2 separate regions of the Homo sapiens genome follow, and region 1 is linked to region 2. The links are chromatin contacts, found by Hi-C in ENCODE. All regions are on one chromosome and are shown on one strand. The core of a region is the stretch at or near the end of the contact, and the rest is flanking DNA. Distances in the headings are between cores, read along the strand shown.

Evidence for each region. A loop is a pair of places that touch in the nucleus more often than their neighbours do. Pooled maps may share reads with other maps.
Region 1: a loop to region 2 is called in a map with no recorded cell type, with 8 times the contacts of the local background. The contact joins two enhancer-like sites. A Hi-C loop is called at or near these places in 31 of 168 maps with a recorded cell type or tissue (Calu3, HCT116, HepG2 and 17 more), 10 of 37 single-sample maps with no recorded cell type and 29 of 50 pooled maps.

What each region holds. Positions count from the first base shown.
Region 1 is chr18:9,770,026-9,773,035 of GRCh38, reverse strand. The region is part of intron 1 of RAB31 (RAB31, member RAS oncogene family); the gene reads right to left. Among named protein-coding and RNA genes, the nearest start is that of RAB31, 63 kb to the right of the region's middle. RefSeq lists an enhancer at 1,622-1,671. Within about 2 kb of position 1,440, at least 19 of the 41 ENCODE cell types and tissues checked have a DNase peak (open chromatin) inside an H3K27ac peak, as active enhancers do; they include heart right ventricle, where a contact is called at or near this core.
Region 2 is chr18:9,672,058-9,674,757 of GRCh38, reverse strand. No RefSeq gene overlaps it. Among named protein-coding and RNA genes, the nearest start is that of LINC02856, 27 kb to the right of the region's middle. RefSeq lists an enhancer at 1,308-1,357. Within about 2 kb of position 1,382, at least 16 of the 41 ENCODE cell types and tissues checked have a DNase peak (open chromatin) inside an H3K27ac peak, as active enhancers do; they include heart right ventricle, where a contact is called at or near this core.

The DNA of each region.
Region 1 (3,010 bases), core at 191-2,690, 98 kb before region 2:
TCAAAGAGGTGACGGCAGAATCAAAACATCAGCTCCTGAGATGCCAATTGATGCCGCTGCTATTTCTGAGCTGCACCTCAAGTATGGATTCTGGCTCATGTTCCCTCGCAGTCCCCCAAACCACAACTCTTTTCATCTCAGTTGTTCTTAAGACCCCCTGTGGAGGAGCAAATCCTTGCCAGACTGTAGCCCACGTAGCCCCCAAGAAACTGGACACTGAGGAACTGTGACAGCCTGCCCTGCCCTGCCCTTGAAGATTAGGAAATTGCCCCTTACAGCAGGCAGCACACTTTCATGAGGCCAGCTGATTCCTACAAACTGCCAAGGAGGCAGGGTGGGGACCTCTCCCCAACACCGACCACGCTCATTTCTACCTTTCTCCATCACAGTTTAGGAATTCTCCTTCTCAGGGCTATTCCATTCAATCGTTCATTCACTCATTCTTCACTCGCCCAACAGGCATTCCCCAAACCCTCCCTTTCCCATGCCAACAGCAGGCTAGACCCCATTGGCGGGGAGATACCATTCCACCCTCCCTGGCCTCCAGGAGTTCTTAAGCAGGGCCAGGCACACGGCAGGAGGACCAGCACACAGTGGTGATGGGGCTGCCCCACCTGTGGCCCCTCTGAGCTCAGGAGACAACTCCTCGATTTGCTCCTTTTTTTCATTCCTTGATACCCAGGCTTACCCTATCACCCAGTGACAAACCTCGCCTGGTTTCTGTGTGCCCCGGGGCCTTCCTCCTTAGGCTGCAGGTGCTTGCTCAGTTCCCTCACGTGCCCCTGGGGCACAGGGCTGAGGGTGCATCTTCTCGGTGGGGGCGCTGGTCTGAAAAGCACCCCTTTGGAATCTATCATTTACTCTCCCAAGGGATGTGCTCAAAACAATGGACACAAGTCTCAAAGCAGCCAACAAATCAATCCTGCAAGGCCAGCCCCAAAACGCCCTTGAAGGCGGAAAAGGGAAGAAGTCACTTGACAATGCTCAATGTTCAGCTTTACTCATCATCCTCTACAAAGGGCTCAAGCGTCAACGCCAACTTGTCTGAAGAGTTACAGCAGCAAGTCTGCTCAAATTTAGATATAAGCACTGATTTTTCAAACAACAAAGTCACTGTCTCTTTATTTTGAAACATTTTAACTCTCACCTCTTTTAGAATGCACTGTCAAATGTACATTCTTACACACTTGATAGGAAAGAAATAACAGGACGAAAGGATAGACAAAGTTTTAGTTTGTCTCAGAAAGGGAAACATTTCTGCAAAGAACACCACCATCGAATCCTCTCTGACCCGTGGCTTGGGACCGCTCAAGTGGATGCAGTTCCCGACCTCCAGGGGCGACTGCTGTTCCTCGGCTGGCCACCAGGGGCACACCCTACCCGCGGTTTGCTGAGGACAGGCCAGGAGCCAGGCTAAGGAGTCACTCCGCGCTGGGAATGCCCTTCCCCGCAGGAAACTCGCTAGGGCTGTGACACACACACAAGGAAAGTGCCAGGGTAATAGTGGCTGTCGCATGTGAAGACACAGAGGTAGGACTCAGAAAAGAGAATGAAGCCTACTGGGTGAAGAAGGAGCCTTGGAAGAGAGAGACAGGATCAGAGAGGCCTGTCTTTAGGGCCACACTGACGGAAACCCATCTATGTATATATTATTCCATTTCGTAAGATTCTGAGAATACCACAGGCCGTCTTGTCCAGTCCCCTCGTTTTGGTAAAGAGGAAACAGTGTGACTTCCTCAAGGTCACATAGCTGGTTGGTAGAGTCAGAACCAAACTCTTTTGAGTCCTAGTCAAAACCTCTTAAGGCTCTCACTAGGTTAAATCAACTTCCCTGCTAAGTGTACATTTTTCCTTTATTTTTTTAAGAGAGAGGGTCTTGCTCTGTCACCCAGGCTGGAATGCAGTGGTGCAATCATAGCTCACTGCAGCCTCGAACTCCTGAGCTCAAGTGATCCTCTCGCTTCAGCCTCTCCAGTAGCCGAGACTACAGGTGTGCACCGCCACACCCTGCTATTTTTAAATGTTAGGGGTTTTTTTGCAGAGACAAGGTCTTGCTATGTGGGGCAGGCTAACGCAAACTCCCAGGCTCAAATGATCCTCCGGCCTCAGCCTCCCAAAGTGCTGGGGTTATAGGCTTGAGTCACCACACTGGCCTAAATTTCTCAAAAAAAAAAAAAAAAAAAGTCAAATTTCTAGAACTCACAAGTACTTTACTAGTGCTTTCTGGTTTCACGTTGCATAGCTCAAGTTACTCATAGCCTGACAGGCTCTGAAGATAGCCGCTGCAGCCTTAACAGTAATGAAAGGGGCTCAAATTATTGACTGCCGGGGAGACATTAGAATAAACCCGATTCTGACTCCAGAACCTGAAATAAAGTACAGTAAAACCCTACCTGTGGGCCAGATAGTGTTTCATTGTATAATCATTTGTATAGTCGATATCAGAGACGTACTCATGCCCAGCAATTGGTTCCATCTACTTCCTGGGAAATGGATCCCTCATATGAGATTCCTCTCTGAGAACAACCACTTATTCTGAAATGACAACCCCTGCTGTTTGAATTGTCACACTTATTAATCACATGTAAATCTATAATTATGAAATCAGGAACCACAAAGTTTTGGCTGCTGCCACACAAAACGCTAGGCACCACCAATCTGTGAAAACCAAGCACTAACACTTGATTCATTCCTGGACTCCTGCAACGGCCTTCAAGCTTCCTATCCCTCCAGATTAAGAATGATACCTCCCACTACAAGGAGGAGCTGCTAACATTCCTTTTGAAACTATTCCAAACAATAGAAAAGAGGGACTCCTCCCTAACTCATTTTATGAGGCCAGCATCATCCTGATACCAAAACCTGGCAGAGACACAACAAAAAAAGAAAATTTCAGGCCCATATCCCTGATGAACACCAACGCAAAAATCCTCAATAAAATACTGGCAAACTGAATCCAGCAGCATGTCAAAAAGCTTATCCACCACAATCAAGTTGGCTTTATCCCCGG
Region 2 (2,700 bases), core at 133-2,632:
CGATCCTTGGTTCAGACAAGGACTTCCAATTGCTTAATGTCAGATGAATACTGAAAGGTCACCAGAGGATACACCACGGTAAAAACTCTATGAACTCGATACTGAAATTTTCTTGTTAAGCTCATGCTGGAAGGCGGGAGAGTAGAAAATAAGTTGTAAAATGGCCCAGGGCTTAATTTATTTAAAGCTTTGGTTAAAAACGTTTGCTGCTTTGAATTGTTTTAAGAGAAACCACAAAGATGTTCAGTAGTGGAAGAAAAGAATTCCAGAGAGGGCTTTAACTACCCTGTTACCTTCATAGCACCTCCCAGCGGTAATCCACAAAAATGATATTTTTTGTATGGAAAGTTGACCTTTTTCTCAATATTATGCAAATTGAATAAAAATCTGTGCTGTTTTAGATGCTATGCAAGTTAACATGATATCCAAGTAAAAACTCTAAGTTTGCTATGAAATACATCTCTGATTACAGCCAGATTGCTACCTCTGAACATTTTTTAGGCAGAAAAAAATGTAGCCAGCTCATTGGTTTTCTGAGATAAATACCTAAATTTTTGCAACCCAAGACTGTTCTATTTTCTTTACCATCTGGTTCTAGGAACACAGGGACACCATGACTATTGAAGTGTTGAAGATTCCAGATGAAACGTTTTTTAAAATGTAAGCCTACACTGCAGGGCATGGTGTTGTGCCTGGAGTCCCGGCTACGTGGGAGGCTGAGGTGGGAGGATCCCTTGAGCCCAGAAATTCTAGTGCAACCTGAGCAACACAGTGAAACCTCATTTTTAATAAAATATTTTTTAAGCCTACACTTCCTAAATTTTGTATAGTGACTGCACTAAGCACATTATATATTTTCTTCTTTAGTACTCACACTAATAGTATTCAATAACGCTATTGCTTCCTGTTTTTGACAGATGAGAAATATGGGGCATGATGGGAATGGCAAGTGTTGGGAATAAGGGTGTGTAACCACCCTCTTCTCCCAGATGCCTGTGTCCTTGAGCAATCTGCTCTTTGCAAAGAGGTTGGACCAGCCTCTGGGTGATTTCTAACCTCTAACATTAGAGGGCAGTGACTCTAAGCTAAAACGCCCTTGTGGGATCCACCGTGCTGGTATCAAGCCATGAAGAGGAAGCATGTGTGCTACAGAAACTCATAGGTGAAAGCAGCATCTTTTACTGCCTTATACACTTGTAGAGTGGGAAGTTTTCGTTCTGGTTGACACCATGCACAACACATAAGAGAAATGGTTAGACTGTTTGAGGAAGTGCACACTAAAATGCCTGACCCCTGCACAGAGGTGAGTGGATGCCATCTGGCCGAGAGGTTCCTGTTATTAGTATCTAATCAGGTTTCCCTGGTAGCTAGAGAACTGCATGACTTGTTGACTGGAAGGCCTCTTACCTCACAAGGGTGTGGTTTCAGAGGTTTCTGAAGAACAAGTGTGGGAGAACTAACCATGACTAAGGCATCTCAGGTCAATGCAGGTGAATGATTAACCCCAGCTCTCTTTTTTTTTTTTTTTTTTTTTGAGACAGAGTCTCACTCTGTCACCAGGCTGAAGTGCAGCGGCGCCATCTCGGCTCACTGCAAACTTCGCCTCCCGGGTTCAAGCGATTCTCCTGCCTCAGCCTCCCGAGTAGCTGGAACTACAGGTGTGTGCCACCACACCTGGCTGATTTTTGTATTTTTAGTAGAGACCAGGTTTCACCATGTTGGCCAGAATGGTCTCCATCTCTTGACCTCATGATCCCCATGCCTCAGCCTCCCAAAGTGCTGGGATTACGGGATTACAGGCGTGAGCCACTGTGCCCAGCCGACCCCAGTTCTAAGAACTCTTGTTCCATTATGGGTAGGGAGATCATAACTAGGGAAACCATCCAGGTGGTGAGGATGCGAGCCAGAGAAAAGCCAGAGCCTGCCAATTCAGCTTTGGAATGTTCCAGAAAAGCATTCCTGAGACTCTGATAGCATTTATATGCTGGAATGATTTCTATTTCCCTATATAAAGGATATTTTTATTTTCTTACTGGCTAGTACCAAATTCAGAACATGGAGGCTTTAAAAATTATTCAGTGAATAAATGAAAAATAAAACCTTCATTTACATTGAAAACAGGTATTTCTTATATACAATGATTTTTTTCTTCTAATTTATTTTTTCCTAAAAGGAACAAAGGGAAAAAATTATAAAGTCAAGAGCAAAAAATGGATAAATTAGAAAACATAAAACAACACATTTGGTAGACAAATCCAAGAGCTGGTTCGCTGAAGAAAATAGACAATTTGTGTACAAATGTTACCAAGAAAACAAGAGGAGAGTCAACATACATTTGTTGTTAAACAGTAAGTTAATAAGTGAGATTTTGGTGAAAAAAACATTTACTGTGTGTGGAATAGATAATTTTCTAAGAAAATATAAGTGATCAAAACTGATGTTACCAATAAAACTATCAACAGGATTTTTAAAAGTAAACTGATGAATTCTAAATTTCATAGGAAGGACAAACAAACAATAAAGGTCAGACAAAATCTTAAAAAAATGGTATAAGAGGAGAGTGGCCCTATCAGATATTTTAATATATTTTAAAGCTACAGTGATTAAAATTGTGTGGTACTGACACTTGAATACGAAAATCAGCCAAGCATGGTGGCATGCACCTGTAGTCCCAGCTACTTGGGAGGCTAAGGAGGGAGT